Regions from separate parts of the Homo sapiens genome. Here region 1 is linked to region 2. Evidence: chromatin contacts called from ENCODE Hi-C or POLR2A ChIA-PET data. All regions are on one chromosome and are shown on one strand. Each heading gives the region's core, a stretch centred on a gene start or an enhancer-like site at or near the end of the contact. The rest is flanking DNA. Distances are from core to core; before and after follow the strand shown.

What was found. A loop is a pair of places that touch in the nucleus more often than their neighbours do. ChIA-PET counts read pairs that join two places held with the same protein, here RNA polymerase II (POLR2A).
Region 1: a loop to region 2 is called in a map of HepG2, with 4 times the contacts of the local background. The contact joins two enhancer-like sites. A Hi-C loop is called at or near these places in 1 of 168 maps with a recorded cell type or tissue (HepG2). POLR2A ChIA-PET finds 5 or more read pairs at or near these places in 2 of 52 experiments (T-cell and activated naive CD4-positive, alpha-beta T cell).

The regions. Positions count from the first base shown.
Region 1 is chr13:46,678,118-46,682,453 of GRCh38, reverse strand. It overlaps LRCH1 (leucine rich repeats and calponin homology domain containing 1), which reads right to left. Exons shown (of 20, transcript NM_001164211.2): 4 at 608-713. Among named protein-coding and RNA genes, the nearest start is that of ESD, 120 kb to the left of the region's middle. Within about 2 kb of position 2,778, at least 18 of the 41 ENCODE cell types and tissues checked have a DNase peak (open chromatin) inside an H3K27ac peak, as active enhancers do.
Region 2 is chr13:46,140,779-46,145,484 of GRCh38, reverse strand. LCP1 (lymphocyte cytosolic protein 1) reads left to right here. Exons shown (of 16, transcript NM_002298.5): 11 at 965-1,043; 12 at 2,081-2,195; 13 at 3,060-3,193. Among named protein-coding and RNA genes, the nearest start is that of CPB2, 38 kb to the right of the region's middle. Within about 2 kb of position 2,164, at least 3 of the 41 ENCODE cell types and tissues checked have a DNase peak (open chromatin) inside an H3K27ac peak, as active enhancers do.

The DNA of each region.
Region 1 (4,336 bases), core at 1,529-4,028, 540 kb before region 2:
TATTGAAGTCCTAACCTCTATTACCTCAGAATGTGACTGTATTTGGAAATAGGGTCTTTAAAAGGGTAATTAAGTTAATTAAAATGAGGTCATGAGGGCAGCTCTAATCCTTGGTGTCCTTGTAAGAAGAGGAGATTAGGACACAGACATGTGCAGAGGGGAGATGACGAGAAGACCCAGGGAGGAGAAGATGCCACCCACAAGCCAAGCTGAGAGGCCTCAGAGGGAACCAACCCTGCTGGCACCTTGATCCCAGGCATCCAGCCTCCAAAATTGTGAGAAGATGAAGTTCTGTTATTTAAGCACCCCATCTGTGGTTCTTTGTTATAGTAGCCCCAGCAAACTAACACACCCACGTCCACCCCCGTGCCCCACAGCATTACCTAGGGGAATGATTTTGTTGCTGTAGCCCTTGACTAGAATCACAGCCTGAACATCACTTTTTTGTTATCTGTATGTGAAATTCAAATCCTAATTAAGTAGTAGGCACACACACACACACACACACACACACACAAAGATCGACCCTCTTCACAAAAGTAAACCCCCCAAAACATAAAATAATGCAAGTCTCCCATTTTCTTCATTTTCCCTCTTTCTTTTTTACCTTGTGGTAAAACTTTAAGGTAATTTCTTCTGACATTCAGTTCTCGTAGAGATTTCAACTGACCTATCTGCTGGGGCAACGCTGTGATCTCGTTGCAGCTGACATCCTGTATCAAAAGCAGAGAGAGAAATAATAAACATCTTTTTCCAGGAAATCAAGCATTTCATGTGAAATCTCCTTAAGGAATTTAAATATTTGGACAACTACACAGGTACACTTTTATATTCATCTCCAGGTCCCTAGCATTAAGACTCAGCACAGAGAAGAGAAAGCTGAACATTTTAAACTCCCTCACAGGAGAGAAAAATGGAGAAAGGGTGGACATTAGTAGCATTCGCCAGCTGCTTCACCAGCCTCTGGCCTGCCACTTTGACATGCTTCGATTTTACTGAATTCTCACCACAAACCCATTGGGCAATATTGCTAGCCTAATATTTACAAATCAAAAAGTGGGGCTCAGAAAAGTTTAGCCAGTCGCCCAAAGCATGCAAGTGCCAGAGTTAACACTAGAAATGAATTACCAGCTCACCGTTTAGCCACTATCCCATCGTGCCTCTAAACAAGACTACAATGCATCTTATTTTACCAAACTCTCACATTTTGCAGTGAAGAACTAGAATATTAATGCAATGTTTGGATGCACTATTTATTTAAAATGGAGTTCTTCACCACAGGCTAGAAATCTTACAGCTGACCACCTTGCCATACACTTCACAAGCAATTCTTGTCTTCTTTGCTTTAGGAAGCAAATACTCAATTAAGCCTTGATTGGAATCCCCTCTTGACACATGAGAAATGGAGGCCTTGACATTTATAATCTTCTATATCCTTAGGATCTCCCTGAATCCCACTCTTCCTCTTGGCTCTGGGAGCCGTGCTGGGCTCTTCACTCCCCCACACACCCCCAGCTACTCCTGCAGTGTAGACCAGTGCTCTCTCTTAGCTGGGTGCTATCATGATCTCCTGACTGGTTTCCATACATCAGTCTCCGCCTTGGATGCATCCTTCACAGAGCGGCCAGAGTGCAAATGCCATCATGCTGTTCACCAGCTTAAACACTTGCAGAGGCTCCTCAACAACTATAAAGTCCAAACTGGGCAGTAAGGCCAGTATCTATGATGAGGTCTGTCCATTTCTCCAGCACTTTTTCTCTGAATGTCCCTCCTCACAACCTACACTCCAGCCATGTTACTGCTTCTGGCAGTTTTCAGTATTTCATAATTCCCAAACTTGTTCATGCTCCTTCCCTGCCTGATATGCCAGTCCCCAATATTGTCCTCTTGTCCCACTGACTCATTTTTAAAGACTTAATTCAAGCCTCAACCTCTTTCGTGAAATCTTTCACGAGGCTTCCCCCACCTCTCCCACTCTGATCTAATGCCCAGGGAGACTGACCACTTCTTCTTGTGTGGTCCTTTAGATAGCATGTCACTGTAAGTCATTTGCTCATGGGTTTACATTCCCCTTTAAACCTATGAGCTCCTGGGTGGGAGGGACCATGTCTTATTCATTCCATCCTCCCACTGCCAGGTGGAGTGCCAAGTATAAAGTAAGGGATCAATAAATGTTGGATCAAACTTCTAAAATCCACTTACAGTGACACTCCATAATACTGTGGCTCCTTCTGTCTCCAGGACCCTAGGACCCAGGATGCTCCAACATACATACCAAATCCCATGCAGGTCCCACTTGGCATCACAGAACTAAAGATACAAATGATTCCAGTGAGATCAAGGCCTTAAATATCCCGCTTTACTTTTGAACCTGGAAAAGCTCTCCCCTTTCACCATAGAAGGCAGCAGAGCCTCGTTTCAGAAATCTGTTTCACTTTCATTCAAATAAGATGAACTCATCATCGACCAATCCAGTGAACACCCCCAGGCTCCACATTTAGACCAGGCTGTACACAACACAGTTGATCCCTGCCCTCTAACCTGGTCTCATCTAAAAGGCTTCAGGTGATCTATCAACCTGTCCTCACCAGGACAGTGCTCAATGGATACCACCCGATGAAGAGGAACAGTATCACTCTTGCTAAAAAGGAATGAAGTTGTCCTCTATAAAGGCTGAGTGTGCACAGTGCAGATACCTCCCCAAGCTTCTCTGTACAGCTGTCTGATGGGGGAGGTGGGGTGGCACGGGCTGAGAGCACCGGGTGTTCAGCAGCATCACCCCCAACTGCGGTTGCTCTATCCCTCCTGGCCCAGAAAAGTCACACACAAGTTTGAGAAAAACACTTCCAGTGTTTAAAACAAAAACAGAAACAAACTCCACAAGCACATCTGCAGAGACAAAAACGTCAAAGGAAGTAATTACAGAATTAGGAGGTCCAGAGATCGTGTTCAGTCACTCTCAGCCCCTCGCTGAGTCAGTAAATTGCCCTGCCTTTCCGAATGTATTTCCACATGGGAGAAGAGAACAGTGAAATGCCATCTTTTCCCAATTACGGGGGCCTTTGCTCAGTCACAAGAGCCAACAATCAAATGCTTTCAATGAAAGCTTTCTTTGCCTTAACTAAGTTACAAATAAGCAAAAGGTGCCATTCCATCCTATTTTAAAAGAGTCCTCACACAAATACCACACAGGTGAGTCCTAGAAATGCAGGAAATCAAATCCTTCTATGGAACTCATGACCAGATACAGTCACTTGGGTGATGTTGTTGGCAGGAGAAATGGGCGTGCTCGTGGGGAAGAATTAGAAGGAATTATTTGCCATCTCTAGAGAAAATGGACGTTATTGGCATCTAAAACAAGTTTTTTCAGTCTTGTGAGTGACAGCACGAGAAAGATCCTTATATAAATTATGGAAATCACAGATTTTCAATATGAAACTGACAATTTCCAGAAGCTTCAAAGACATAATTTTTTAAAAATCTTTCTCTGAATAAATAAGGAAGGAGGAGAGGAAAGCAAAAAGATAACAGATACATTTAGGTAGCACGTTATTCACAGCATGAGATGAAACTAAGCCTTATTCCATTTTTTAGTGTGAACTATACTCACCTTGCTCTTTGCTGGTCATGGTTGAGTTAGCTAGGAAATCAAAATATGCTGTTTCTCTAATCATAAGGTGATTTTTTTCCATCGTATGTTTCTAACATAATAGCCTTATTAAAAAATCAACTCCCCCTAGCGATATTTGAAAACTTATTTGGCAGTAGGGAAAATGGTCAATTTACTTTAAAAAACTTCCTGTAACGATAAATACAAGTTTTTTTCCTTCTGATTTAGAGGACAGGATATCTGTAGACAATTCAAAACACAAAGTCCAATTGTCCATTCACATTTTGGAGGGTATATGGTGAAGGTCAAATTATTTTAATAGTACTCTGCACTGTTGTCAATTACTTCCTGTCCTGACAAATAATGGGGGGAAAACGCCCAAGCAGATTTAGCACATAAGATAACATTTCACTACTGTGTAATCAATATTGTAGAAATAGTGCAAAACTCTATTCCCACAAGGCATTGAAACTTGCCACGTTTTAAAAAGGTTATAAATTCATCACAAAAATAAAACCCCATGGGTCACTATCTGAATTAGCTGGGGGTTAAGGAGAAAGAAACAGGAGATAATAGTCTAGGTGTTTGGGGATAAAATACTCCTGTTTTGAAAATGTAAAAGCAATATTTCTAGAATGGCCTTGTTCTCTAGAACACTTTTGTTCAAATTCAGCCTAAGATAAGGTATGAATTTTACAGACTGATTTAAAGAAGATACGATTTAGG
Region 2 (4,706 bases), core at 915-3,414:
CTTTGGAACATTTTCTCAATTGTTATGTTTCTTTTATGCTATTCCAAGCTCATTACCTCATACACTAATTATTTTAATGGATCTTGGAGTCTCCATTTATCAAATGCTTGAATGTATCCCACATGCTAATGTCAAACACTCTGTCCTCTGCCGTGTTTAATTCAAATGCATATCGCCTTTCAGTGATTCTGCACACTGCTGCCAGTCACATCCCGGTACTGATTTTATTATATCTCTGCCTTGCTCAAGAATTTATTGTAGTAATTTTACAAAGCCATAATGACTGCCGTTGTCTGTCAACTAAAATCTGCTACCTGGTATCCAAAGATCCCCAATTCTGAATCCTTCTTCCAGATAGGCTTATCTCATTGGGCTGTACAACACACACCCCTGACCAAACCAGTTCCTGATGTTCTTAATAGAGACCTTGCCTGTTGCTCCCTTTGTATGCATATTTATACTACCTTCTACTCCCACCCCTTGCTATCTCCCCAAATCCTCTACTCTTTCCTTTTTCTGATCCAGATTTTGCTAGCTATCCAAGGACAAGTTCAAATTCCACCCCTTCCAAGTTCAGTCCATACTGTTCTTTTCCCTGTCTCAATTCAAATAACAAATATATCTACCTCATAAGTGAGTTCTGTAGCTTGTATGATCTCTGTTTGATGCCTAAAAGTCCTGTTTTTTCCAGCAAGAAGGTAAGCCTTTGAGAGCCAACTGAACAGCTACCCCACACAGGATTCCACACACTATTAATAGATACTATAGAAATACATGCGGAATTGAAATGGAAAAGAAAAATTAACACAGTATAAGAACCCTCGTCCAAATCCAATACAGTTTATTTTATTTCTTTCTTTCATTCTACTTTCAGTTTTTATTGCATCCTCTTTAGTTAAACTTTGGTCATAAAAAAGCTATGTTTTCTTCGGTCCCAAAAGATAACCCATCTTCATTCATCTAGGTGAGACGAGAGAAGAGCGGACATTTAGGAACTGGATGAACTCCCTGGGTGTTAACCCTCGAGTCAATCATTTGTACAGGTAGGAATATTTGGGAACTCATTCTAATGTAAGATAGAGACCTCAAAAGAGCCATAGGATTCCAAATACCACTATGATGTGCATTCTCTTCACAAAATGTGCATACCTTGCTGGAAGGGGAAAAAGTGCCAAGTTGAGCTTCAGATGTTGGATATTCAGTTGAAAAACTCACCTGCATACATCAGTCTCACTGTGTGCTCAATATATAAATCATACCTCAACAAAATGAAACATTTACTATATGTCATAAGTGATCTTACATATAACCCGCTCACAAGCAGGCAAAACAACAGATGTTAAGTTTGTGGTGAAGTGTCTCCTATGCCACTTGTTAAAGCAATTTTCTTCTTTTTTTTTTCAATATTTCTTTTTTTTTGAGATGGAGTCTCGCTCTGTCGCCCAGGCTGGAGTGCGGTGGCGCAATCTCGGCTCACTGCAAGCTCTGCCTCCCGGGTTCACGCCATTCTCCTGCCTCAGCCTCCCAAGTAGTTTGGACTTCAGGCACCTGCCACCATGCCTGGCTAATTTTTTGTATTTTTAGTAGAGACGGGGTTCCACCTTGTTGGCCAGGATGGTCTTGATCTCTTGACCTCATGATCCACCCGCCTTGGTCTCCCAAAGTGCTGGGATTACAGGCGTGAGCCACTGCGCCCGTTCTAAATATTTCTTTTACATTTATTTAGTTTTACAAATTGTAAACCTTTAGGTACAGGGGACATGTGCAGGTTTGTTATATAGGTTAATTGCATGTTGCAGGGGTTTGGTGTACAGATTATTTCGTCACCATAGTGCTCTTTCTTTTCCTGAGGCAGCATATGTTGGATGGAAGGGCATAGCTAGTCACACCTGGGAAGAGTGAGTCCCCCAATCTCTCTGAGTCATGGTTTCTTCACCTCTATAGATGGAGCTACGACTACCAAGTGTGCAGGGTTGTTGTGAATATTCTTTGAACTAATATGTAAGAAAGTGTCTGGCCCATTGTAGGCCCTGAATAAATGTTGGATATCTGAGAATCCTTTTGTGTTTGTTTTGTTCAGTGACTTATCAGATGCCCTGGTCATCTTCCAGCTCTATGAAAAGATCAAAGTTCCTGTTGACTGGAACAGAGTAAACAAACCGCCATACCCCAAACTGGGAGGCAATATGAAGAAGGTAAACAATGATGGTTCTGTTGTTCCAGGAGACAGGCAAAGTCATAGCCTGCAAGAGCACTCTAAATACTTTATAAGGCAGCCAAACGTAGACAAGTAATGTTTTTCCAGAAATTAAATTCTAGTACAGCAATCAGAAACCTGAACAGCTTTATTAAAGTGTGTCCATTATTTCAGTCAATTGCTTATTTATAATTCCATGTTGGATGTCTTCAAACATTATCATGCAAAAATTCTAATTAAGATAATTAGAGCAAGCAGAGAGCCACAGGGATTTTTCCCTCAGCAGGATCTTTATTCTAATTTCTAAAGAATTGGAGCTTGTACTGACAGCTTGACTTGTTCAAACAGTTTGTCGACTGTCAACACAGTGGGAACATTGTTTTGAAACAACAGGGTTGACACAGCCATTTCTCAGCATTTCTTATTGCCGTGACTGTTAATGATCCATGCGTAGCTACAGGAATATCTGTTCACATGTCCATTTGCTATGTGTGCAGAGGATGGAGACTCCAAATTTTCCATGTCAATCTCCATGAATTCACCTTTTTTAGAAATATTACATGTAGGTAATTAAGGATGGCTCTCCATTTCTGCAGTGTGATATAGCTGTGAACATATTCATAGTAATGAATTCATTTCAGTTTTCCACATTATGAATATTTTTTATGAAAGTGAGGGGTTCTAAGGACAGATGGAAAATTCTTTAATTTTGAATCCTAGAATTGCAGAACCAGTTGAGACTTGAGAGGTCATTCGGTCTTACCATATTTATTTCATTTTTTATCTTTATTTTTATTATTTATCTGGTATTTATCATAATCAAGATGATGACGTTAAATCGTTTTCCTTTCTGCTCATTCAGCTTGAGAATTGTAACTACGCGGTAGAATTGGGGAAGAATCAAGCGAAGTTCTCCCTGGTTGGCATCGGTGGACAAGATCTCAATGAAGGAAACCGCACTCTCACACTGGCCTTGATTTGGCAGCTAATGAGAAGGTAGTATAGCTTATGGAAGTGGCTTTTTCTTGAATACATTATTTACTTAGACAAATATTAGCAAATTTTTAGCAGTATGAGTTAATTCAGTAAAAGTATGTTTTAAGCTAAGCTTCATAACCAGAGAAACACTTTTTACCTTTCTGCTTTTTTTTTTTCAGTCCTATCAGTTTTTGTTTCAAGTATCGTGAAACTCTGTTATTAGGTTCATAAACAGTTTAGATTGTTGTTTCATTCTAATTTACTCATCCCTTTGTCCTTATAAAGTAGTCTTTTTTATGCCTACTAATATTCTTTTCTCTGAAATCTATTTTTTCTGACATTAATAGATAATAGCTACTATTGCTTCTATAGGCTTCCTATTGATTAGTGGTTAGCATGGCCTATCTTTTTACCATCCTTTTACTTCAATTGATCTGTGTAAATAACAATTACTTTTAAAGGGACTTTTTAAATAAAGGGGAAATTATGCTATATTTATCTACACATTTACTATTTCTAGTGCTCTTCCTACTATTTTATAGATCAAGATTTCCATTTGGTATCATTTTCTGTCTACCTAAAATATTTCTAATAGCACAAGTTTGCTGGTGATGAGTGATTTCAGCTTCTATATGTCTGAAAATGTCTATTTCATTTTCAAAATATTTTTTTCTCTGAGTGCAGAATTCTAAGTTGATAGTTTTTTCTTTCCGTACTTTAAAGATAGTTTCACTGTCTTCTGGCCCACATTGTTTCCAAGGGGAAATCTATTGTCATTCTTATTGTTGTTCCCTCATATGTAGTATTTCTTTTCTGGCTTATTTTAAGATTTCTCTTTATTACAGGTTTTAGGTAATTTTATTATGATGTACATTGTTGTTTCTTTTTTTTTTTTTTTTTTTTTGAGACAGAGTCTTGCTCTGTCGCCCAGACTGGAGTGCAGTAGTGTGATCTTGGCTCACTGCAATCTCCACCTCCTGGGTCCAAGTGATTCTCCTGCCTCAGCCTCCTGAGTAGCTGGGACTACAGGTCCACGCCACCATGCCCAGCTAATTTTTGTATTTTTAGTAGAGACGGGGTTTCACCGTGTTGGACAGGCTGGTCTCAAACTCCTGACCTAATGATCCGAGTGCCTCAGCCTCCCAAACTGCTGGGATTACAGGCATGAGCCACCATGCCCAGCTCCATTGTTGTTTCTTATGCTTGAGGTTTGTTGAACTTATAGAATCTATGGGTTTATACTTTCCATCAAATTTGGAAAACTTAACTTTCATCTCTTCAAACATATCTTCCATACCCACCAGCCCTGGTTCTGGGGGATTCCAAGTCCATGTATATTTGATCGTTCAAAGTTGTCCCTAAGCTCACCGATGCTTTAGTGATTTATTTTCTCTATGTTTCATTTTGTATAACTTGTATTGCTGTGTTTTCAAGTTCACTAATCTCTTTTATTTTGCATGTCTAATATTCCATTAACTCCATCCAGTGTACATGTTTTTTAACCTGGACATTATAGTTTCCATGTATAGAA